Regions from separate parts of the Homo sapiens genome. Here region 1 is linked to region 2. Evidence: read pairs that join two places in POLR2A ChIA-PET (ENCODE). Cell type or tissue: GM12878. All regions are shown on one strand.

Region 1 (5,000 bases), 91 kb after region 2:
TGCCCAGCTAATTTTTTGTGTTTTTAGTAGAGACGGGGTTTCACCATGTTAGCCAGGATGGTCTCGATCTCCTGACCTCGTGATCCACCTGCCTCAGCCTCCCAAAGTGCTGGTATTACAGGCATGAGCCACCGCGCCGAGCCTAGATAAGCTTTTTAAAAATGCTGTATAGCTGCTAGTTGCTCAAGATAACTTCAAAACGAAACAAAAAGTTGCCTTCTGTTTGTATATTACTGGTTAGAAAAGCTCCTTGGTAAAATTTTGCATTTTATATACCCATTTAAAGGAATAATTTGGGCTGGGCACAGTGGCTCACGCCTGTGATCCCAGCACTTTGGGAGGTTGAGGCAGGTGGATCACGAGGTCAGGAGATCGAGACCATCCTGGCTAACATGGTGAAACCCTGTCTGTACTAAAAACACAAAAAAATTAGCCAGGCGTGGTGATGGGCGCCTGTAGTCTCAGCTACTTGGGAGGCTGAGGCAGGAGAATGGCGTGAACCCGGGAGGTGGAGCTTGAAGTGAGCCGAGATCACGCCACTGCACTCCGGCCTGGGCAACAGAGCGAGACTCTGTCTCAAAAAAAAAAAAAATAAATTAAATAAAATAAATAAATAAATAAATAAATGAAGGAATAGTTTGTCTTTATGTCTATCTCTCTTGTTGAATTTTGCTTAAAAAATAAAAAATATATTTAAAGTTTTTTATATTAAAATAGAGACAAGGACTTGCTATATTGAGCAGGCTCTACTCAAACTCCTGGCCTAGCTTTAAGCAGTCCTCCCACCTCGGCCTCCCAAAGTGTTGGGATTACAAGGCATTAGCCATGGACCCAGCTTGTTTTTATTAGGCTAGTGCAAAAGTAATTGCAGTTTAATTGCACAAATATTAACAAATAAGTATTGACATTTAATTTAGGGCACAAATGAAAAGATTGGGACCTTATTTCATTTGCGAGAACCAGCTAGAAGTAGAATTTTGTTTATGGCATAATCTCTGTCCTTTGTATCATCTGTACTTTTATACCTCCTTGCCTTCTTTTTTTTTTCTGACCCTTTTGTTGTTGTTGTTATTTAGCAATTCTTAACAGGATGGATTAGAGGACACAGTGGAGATTAAAACTCCAATAGTTAATTGTCCTGATGAAATGTTGGCATTGCATTGTCTGGATTAAATGTATTTATCTCTGGCCTTGTTACTCACTGATAAACTAATACAGTTGTATGAAATGGATATTCTGTATGCTTTAAACAACCTTTAAATTAAAAACTAGTGCTTTTGATTACTTTCTTTCTGGATTTCAACTTTAAAATGAATTTTTATAATTGAATATAAAATAGCTGCTCTGAAAAGCTCATCAGTATATTTGTCTTATATATTTGAATTGAGCAGCATTCTTAACTTTGTTTTCCCCATTTTTTTAGGAGGAAGATACCAACTAGAGATAAAAATACCAGAAACATACCCATTTAATCCCCCTAAGGTATTGTAAGCCTATTTTTGTGCATGAAGTTACAAAATATTTTATATTTCTGACCTCATTTTATTAATATATATTTTAGGGCTTATTAAAGTCACAGCTTTATGAATTGCTTACTGTGTAAACTTGATGTGGACAGGATTTTAGATAATGGCAGGTGGCTGGCTTCTGAAATTAGAATGAAAAGCAAACTCACCCAAAGGCAGCCAGTAATGGCTCAAAACTGGAATAGGATGTACATCTGACAATGGCTCATATACTAGATCTAGAAATACGTGGCAGTGTTCCCAAATTTAGAGAGCCCTTTTACACATAGACAGAGGTTCTTACTTGACTCAAAGAAGTATGTGTTTTAGGAGAGTACCTTCTACATTCAGTCATTATTTGAGTACTTTGTGCCAAGAACTATAGCAGTAACTAAGACTTATACTGTTCCTGCTTTCATAGAGCTCACATTATAGTGGGGAAAAAAAACTGAGCATGGAATTGCAACTGTGATAAATGTTGAAAGGGAGTATGGAATACCCTAAGATCATGTATAACAGGGGGACCCAACCTAAACTTATTTTTGGATTGAACCACTTTCTTTATGTCTCTGCTTTTACTGTCATCAGCACTTTAGGCATTCAACTTTATTCCCTGTTTTGTCTATTATTTAATCACCCTTCCATCTTTTCCATTTCTACTCATTCTCTGCACTGTTGGTCTAGAAATCTTCCTAGAGTTCAGTTTTGATCATGCTGCTTTTCTTTCCCTGAATAAAGTCTAAACTCCATGGCTTGGCACTTGAAACCTAGAACCTGACCCCAGTCTTGTTTCCCACTCTAATCTTCTACCACTTCCACCCACAATGTGGGTCTCATTTTCCATCTTAGATTGTTTATTTGTAGGTGATGCTTATTCTTCCACAGCTTTCTATCAGTTTCACTTAAATCTTTGTCCCTATTATTTAAAATTCTAGTTTTCTATGAGGCCCGAGTATCACTTTCTTCATTAAGCTGAGTTCATCAAATGTTTCTCCCTCTCCTCTCTCAGTAGCATTTTATACAATTTATATAGTGGCAACACAAATATAGTTCCAACTCATGTATTATTTTGGATATGTATCTTTCTCTAGCTTTTATGCTCCTGAGTCATATAGGTCTTTTACACCTATATATTATCAGTAATTCCCAATAGTATAGTGTCCCTTGGGCATATGATAGCAGTCACTCAGAATGTTCTAGAATTTGTTCATTCAACCTATTGGTTGTTCCAGTTTAAGAATAGATATGATAATGGAAGTTCCAGGGTGATTTTGGCTCACTTAGCATTATGGGCTGCCTATTAGTCTATTGTTTATGTACATCTATTTTCTGATAAGTCTGGTCGATTTTTTTATTGTGATAAAATATGCATGACATAAAATTTACCATTGTAATCATTTTTATGTGTGCAGTTCAGTGGCAGTGTATTTACCTTGTTGTTTAACCTTTACCATTATCTGTCTGTAGAACTTTCTCACCTTCCCAAACTGAAACTTCGTACCCATTAAGCAATAACTCCCCATTATTCCCCGCTCCCAGCTTCTGGTAACCACTGTTTCTGTTTCTCCGAGTTTGATTAATTCAGAAACCTCATGTAAGTGGAATCATAAAATGTCATTTTGTGTCTGGCTTATATCACCTAGCATAATGTCATCAAGGTTCATTCATGTTAAAGCATGTGTCAGAATTTCTTTGTTTTTAAGGCTGAATAATACTCCATTATAAGTATAGACCATATTTTGTTTTCTTATTCAGCTGTTAATGGATATTTGGATTTTGTTTGTTTGTTTTTTGTTTTTTTGAGATGGAGTCTTGCTCTGTCTCCCAGGCAGGAGTGCAGTGGCACAATCTCAGCTCACTGCAAGCTCTGCCTCCTGGGTTCACGCCATTCTACTGCCTCAGCCTCCCAAGTAGCTGGGACTACAGGCGTCTGCTACCTCGCCCGGCTAATTTTGTTGTTGTTGTTGTTTTCTTTTTTTTTTTTTTGAGATGGAGTCTCGCTCTGCCGCCCAGGCTGGAGTACAGTGGCGCGGTCTCGGCTCACTGCAACCTCTGTCTCCTGGGTTCAAGCAATTCTCCTGCCTCAGCCTCCTGAGTAGCTGGGATTACAGGCACCCGCCACCAAGCCCAGCTAATTTTTGTATTTTTAGTAGAGATGGCATTTCACCATGTTGGCCAGGCTGGTCTTGAACTACTGACTCCATCTGAAAAAAAGAAAAGAAAAGGAAGTCATACACATTAAGTGGGTGAATTATGTCTCAGTAAAGGTGTAGCCTTTATAGTGTATAATAGCTTCAAAGTAATTGCATAGTTGTGGCTCTGTTTTAGGCAGTTCAACCTGTAACTTCATTTAATTTTTGAAATAAATATTTTATTAAATCTCTCCCACCTCATCCCCACTTTTTTTTAGAGACAGGGTCTTACTCTGTTGCTCAGTCTGGAGTTTAGTGGCATGCACAGTCATAGCTTAGTGCAGCCTTTAACTCCTGGGGTCAAGTGATCCCTCCACCTTGGCCTCCCAAAGTGCTGGGATTACAGGCGTGAACCACCACATCCACTCCCTTGTTTTATTAAAGCGAGAAAAATAGACTCAAAACATAATAACTGAAGTATGTCTGATGTTTTTGCTACTACCTCATCTTGCTATTGAAGCCACTGTTACCTGGCCAGGCATGGTGGCTCACGCCTATAATCCCAGCACTTTAGGAAGTCAAGGCAGGAGAAGCGTTTGAGCTCGGGAGTTTGAGTTCAGCCTGGACAACATAGCAAGGCCCTGTCTCTAGTCCCAAAAAAAAAAAAAAAGAAAAAGAAAAGCCTCTACATCTCTAATTCTAGCTGTTCCGTTTGGAGGTAGCTTTGACATTTAGAAACATCTTCTTAGGTTCAACCCCAATTTGTATTACTGTGACCTCAACCAATTAGTCATAGTTGCAGTTTAGTGTTCTTTAAATACGGTATATATGAAATAAAATTTTTTTAAATAACAAAAAAAAATAAAGAACAAACAAGAAAATGTTATATACCCTACTTGTGGCATTACGCTCTTGCAGTAAATGTTAATGAACATGATAAATATGTTCTAGATGTATACTACGTTGATTTGAATTTTTACTGATTGGTAAATAAAATGAGAAGAATGGGGAATATTTATGTAAATTTCTTGCTGAATTGTGTGTTCACATGTGTTTGGACTCAGGCTTAATTTTAAGTCTTATGAGGTAAAATTATCAAGGTAGCTGGTTATATTCTCATTACTACTGTGCAGCTAAAATTTGAGAAAAGATGAAAAATTCACATTTGTCTTACCATGGTCACAGAATGTTTTGTGTTTATTATTATGCAATAAATTATTGACCGGAAGAGTAGGCTTACTTCTAAAACAGAGAAAATATATCTTTGAATCAGGTGATAATAGTGTAGAAGGAATTTGATTAAATGCATACAACCAATATGATTTCTAGCATTAAATTGCAATGTATATTGTGTTAGTGAAAA
Region 2 (5,000 bases):
TGCCCAGGCTGGTTTGGTCTCAAACTCCTGGTCTCAAGCCATCCACCCACCTTGGTCTCCCAAAGTGCTGGGATTACAGATGTGAACCAACATGTCCAGCCTTTTTTTTTTTTTGAGACAAATTCTGGCTCTGTCACCCAGACTGGAGTGCAGTGGTGCCATCTTGGCTCACTGCAACCTCCACCTCCGAGGCTCAAGCAATTCTCTCACCCCAGCCTCCTGAGTAGCTAGGACCACAGGTGCTCACCACCACGCCTGGTTAACTTTTGTGTTTTTTGTAGAGATGGGGTTTTGCCATGTTTCCTATGCTGGTCTGGAACTCATGAACTCAACAGATTGTCCCACCTCAGCCTCTCAAAGTGCTGGGATTACAGGTATGAGCCACCACACTCAGCCTGCCCAATTCTAGAACTGCAATAAAGTCAGTTGAGATCTTTGCATTTGTTGTAATTTGTCCTTTGACCGGGATGATACAGGAACTTGAATACAAGACTTTCCTAGTTTACTACAAGTTTATTTTTCAATGCTAACTCAGTAGTCACTGGACTGGGTCTGTAATTAAGGGTCCCAGAGGTTTGATAGTATTCTAAAACAATGTACCATATGTATTCATTTGAACCTAACTGCAAAAATCCTAAAGGGCTTGATGAGACAGATTATTCCTTCCCCAGTCTTGCAGAGTTGGAGCTAACTGTGCAAATGTTTTGTTGCCTAGTGGAGAGGATAGCTGCATTTTCTCCACTTATCCAATTTGCCTTCTATGATTAATAATGGACTAGAAGGGAAGTCAGTGTGTATCTCATCTTACTACCAGACATATGGACTAGTCCAGTGGCTGAGCCAGAGGGACCTACTTAGGGGAAAATGTTCAGATTAAAATTAATGATTAAGGAAAGAAAGGTGAAATTGTTGCTGAAGGGAAAGTCAATAAATGTGTTGTATAAAAGGAAAAAACTAACAATTTTGGTGAGGCATAAAGAGAGGCTTAGAACAAGAGAATAGTCTTAGCTTGGACTCACATGTTTGTTGGGGAGAAGAACTCTAGCAAAACAACTTCTTTTGAAGAGCCAAGAAGTAAGCTGAATGAAAACAGCAAAAATTATCAGGAGTAGTCTATATTTTCAATATGAATGAAAAAAGGGGAGCTCCAACTATGACTATAGAAAATGCTAATGTGGGTATGTCTTTTGGTTTTTGTTTCACAGGACATTATTGCTAGAGGAGAATTTGCCTAAGGAAGATATAGACTTGGTTAATGATAGGTTATGATTCCTTTTTTTTTTTTTTTTTTTGAGATGGAGTCTTGTTGTCTCCCAGGCTGCTGGAGTGCAATGGTGCAATCTCGGCTCACTGCAACCTCTGCCTCCTGGATTCAAGCGATTCTCCTGCCTCAGCCTCCCAAGTAGCTGGAATTACAGGTGCCCACCACCAAGCTTGGCTAATTTTTGTATTTTTGGTAGAGATGGGGTTTTTCAATTTTGGCCATGCTGGTCTAGAACTCCTGACCTCAGGTGATCCACCCACCTCTGCCTCCCAAAATGCTGGGATTACAGGTGTGAGGCACCGTGCCCAGCCAGATATTAATATTAACTAAATATATTCTTTTTTTTTTTTTTCGAGATGGAGTTTCACTCTCGTTACCCAGGCTGGAGTGCAATGGCACAATCTTGGCTCACCGCAACCTTTGCCTCCTGGGTTCCAGCGATTCTCCTGCCTCAGTCTCCCAAGTAGCTGGGATTACAGGCATGTGCCACCACACCCGGCTAATTTTTTTGTATTTTTAGTAGAGACAGGGTTTCACCATGTTATCCAGGATGGTCTCAATCTCCTGACCTCGTGACCTGCCCGCCTCAGCCTCCCAAAGTGCTGGGATTATAGGCGTGAGCCACTGCGCCCAGCAATATTAACTAAAAATATTCTAAGACAATACAGGCATGCAGTTAGATTATCATCAGTGCCCTGTTTAAAAGATTTAAAAAGTCTGGGCTAATGCCTATAGTCCCAGCACTTTGGGAGGCTGAGGCAGGAGGATCACTTGAGCCCAGGAGTTTGAGATCAACATGGGCAACATTGTGTCTATTATTTTTTTTTTTAAAAAGGAAAACAAAAAAAAAGGTAAAATATATTAAGGATAGAATATTACCTAATTTAGGGGGAAATGGAGAAAAACTAATAAGCAGAATATTTTGACTTCAGAACCCCACTACTTAAGAGGGAAGTCAAAACTGGCTGTTCCAATTCCAATTCCAACCATCCTCAACACATAGCAGTTTACTTGACATTAAAATACTTGGCTACACTTTCAGTTGCTATGATATCAGGATGTAGTTGGCCAAGAGTGTGGTCAGATTCCAAAAAATGATGTTATGATAGTCAAACATACAATATAGTTTAAACATAATCTAGAGTCTCCTCTAACTCCAAGCTAAGGGCATCATGGTTCATATCTAAACTGAGAGTGTGAGAAAATGTAAAGAAAGGTGTTCATGGATAAATTGGTATGTTTTGTGAAATGTTTTGTAGCATCCAACGTGAATTGAAATGGGAAGAAGTTGGAAACAGAAACCTACCAAGAAATCACTTTTAGTTCTTGAGTATTAATTAACTAGGGCCAGAGCAAAAGTTTTGAGAGAGCATAAGATCAGTTGAATCCAGCAGATAAGAATGAAAGAGATGATATTTGGCAATATTTTGAAAACATAGTATTAAGCAGTCTTACCTTAAAATTATAGAAAACAATATATTAATATTTGTATTTGGACTGGACAAAATCTATGACTAAAATTTCTAGGCAGAATGATCTATAACGGGTGGAGGCCTGCTTTTCCTACTGGAAGACTACTTACAAACATAATTTAAGACCAGATACAATTTCGATGATTAAATCATAGAACTACTGAGTAATATAAGGCCAAGGACAGAAACTGTGGTTATTTAGTGATTGAATAAACATGACATAGAAACAGAACACACAGTACTTGGCTTTGATAAGTAGTTCTCCACCCAAATACTGAAAATCATAAGCAATGACTGCCATTAAATTATGGATGACTCTGCCCGCCAGTTGTTTGCAAGCAGAGTAAATAGACCATCAGGGACAGGGTAAAGTGAAACTTAATAGTCATTAGCCAGCAATAGTTGAGCAATTTTTTTTTTTTTTTTGAGATGGAGTCTTGCTCTGTCACCCAGAATGGAGTGCAGTGGCACAATCTTAGCTCACTGCAACCTCCACCTCCCAGGTTTAAGCGATTCTCCTGCCTCAGCCTCCCGAGTAGCTGGGATTACAGGTGTCTGCCACCATACCCGCTAATTTTTTTTGTACTTTTAGTATAGAGGGGGTTTCACCATGTTGGCCAAGCTGGTCTCGAACTCCTGACCTCAAGTGATCCACTCGCCTTGGCCTCCCAAAGTGCTGGGATTACAGGCGTGAGCCACTGCACCTGGCCTTTTTTTTTTTTTTTTTTTGAGACAGAGTCTCACTCTGTCACCCAGGCTGGAGCATGATCTCGGCTCACTACAACCTTCCCCTCCCGGGTTCAAGTGATTCTTGTGCCTCAGCCTCCTGTGTAGCTGGGATTACAGTGCACACCAACACGCCCAGCTAATTTTTTGTATTTTTAGTAGAGATGAGGTTTCGTCATGTTGCCCAGGCTGGTCTCAAACTCCTGAGCTCAGGCAATCCACCCACTTCAGCCTCCCAAAGTGCTAGGATTACAGGCGTAAGCCACTGCCCCAGGCCATCTTGAGCAATTTTGATGTGCCAGGTCTTGTGCTATGCGTTGGGCATAGTATATAATTTTCCCAATAATGCTGTAGCTCAGCAGTCCCCAACCTTTTTGGCACCAGGGACTGGTTTTGTGTAAGACAGTTTTTCCACCGGCTGGGGTAGGGGTAACAGGGGGAGGGGGATGGTTTCAGGATGAAACTGTCAACTATAAATCATCAGGCATTAGATTTTCATAAGGAGCACGCAACCTAGATCCCTCACATGCACGGTTCACAATAGGGTTCGTGTTCCTACGAGAATCTAATGCTGCCGCTGATCTGACAGGAGGTGGAACTCAGGCAGTAATGCTCACTCAAGACAGGGTTTCACCATGTTGGCCAGGCTGGTCTCAAACTCCTGACCTCAAGGGATCCGCCCGTCTCGGCCTCCCAAAGTGCTGGAATTACAGGCGTAAGCCACCGCACCCGGCCAGCAAAATTTTATTGGAAACTCAAACAACTATTGCCTGGGCTCTTGGAATTCTCACTATTCTGAGGTAAAGCTACAAGCCATGTGTTTGATTTGGATACATCTGGGATTTTCAAGTTCTGGGATTTTTTTTTTCACCCTAAGTTGATTAACAAAGATGGACTAATAGAAGTCAACCTCAGGTTCGCTCTTTAAACCGAGATCAAAACCTAAACAGCCAGTTCTCTGCTGCCTCGTCCTGGTTTCCTTTAATTGTCAAGAATTAAAAGGTGTAGAAGGCATTTCTTCAGAGAGAGAAGGGGAGAGGGAGAGAGAGAGGAAATGAAAGTCAAGCTACTGTGAAACCTAAAGTTCCATGAAGTTAAAAAAAAAAAGTCCCTAACCAAATAGTCTAGTTCTCTATCACTCAGAATCTCAATCACTTTGTAAGTCTCACCCAGGTAAGTGTCCAGACATGACCATGGAGGGAAGAATAAGCAGGAATTTGTCTGCTTCTGCTTTCTGGTAGTACTTTTTTTTTTTTTCAAGACGGAGTCTCGCTGTGTCGCCCAGGCTGGAGTGCAGTAAACTGATCTCAGCTCACTGCAAGCTCCACCTCCCGGGTTCACGCCATTCTCCTGCCTCAGCCTCCCGAGTAGCTGGGACTGCAGGCGCCTGCCACCACACTCAGCTAATTTTTTGTATTTTCGGTAGAGACGGGGTTTCACCGTGTTAGCCAGGATGGTCTCAATCTCCTGACCTCGTGATCCACCCACCTCAGCCTCCCAAAGTGCTGGGATTACAGGCGTGAGCCACCGCGCCCGGC

What was found. Peaks named below come from ENCODE experiments on the same cell type or tissue, not always from the same donor. Only the 100,000 strongest peaks of a DNase experiment are listed, where the experiment ranks them.
Region 1: POLR2A ChIA-PET joins it to region 2 with 5 read pairs; 2 of 35 experiments call an interaction of 5 or more read pairs at or near these places.

Annotation. Positions count from the first base shown.
Region 1 is chr4:39,744,329-39,749,328 of GRCh38, forward strand. It overlaps UBE2K (ubiquitin conjugating enzyme E2 K), which reads left to right. Exons shown (of 7, transcript NM_005339.5): 3 at 1,424-1,482. Among named protein-coding and RNA genes, the nearest start is that of UBE2K, 49 kb to the left of the region's middle. In GM12878, no CTCF peak of the experiment used is centred here; no DNase peak of the experiment used is centred here; H3K27ac peaks cover 568 bases.
Region 2 is chr4:39,653,092-39,658,091 of GRCh38, forward strand. It overlaps SMIM14-DT (SMIM14 divergent transcript), which reads left to right. Exons shown (of 6, transcript NR_183845.1): 4 at 1-374. Among named protein-coding and RNA genes, the nearest start is that of SMIM14-DT, 16 kb to the left of the region's middle. RefSeq lists a silencer at 4,544-4,744. In GM12878, no CTCF peak of the experiment used is centred here; a DNase peak (open chromatin) is centred at 4,580; H3K4me3 peaks cover 134 bases; H3K27ac peaks cover 776 bases.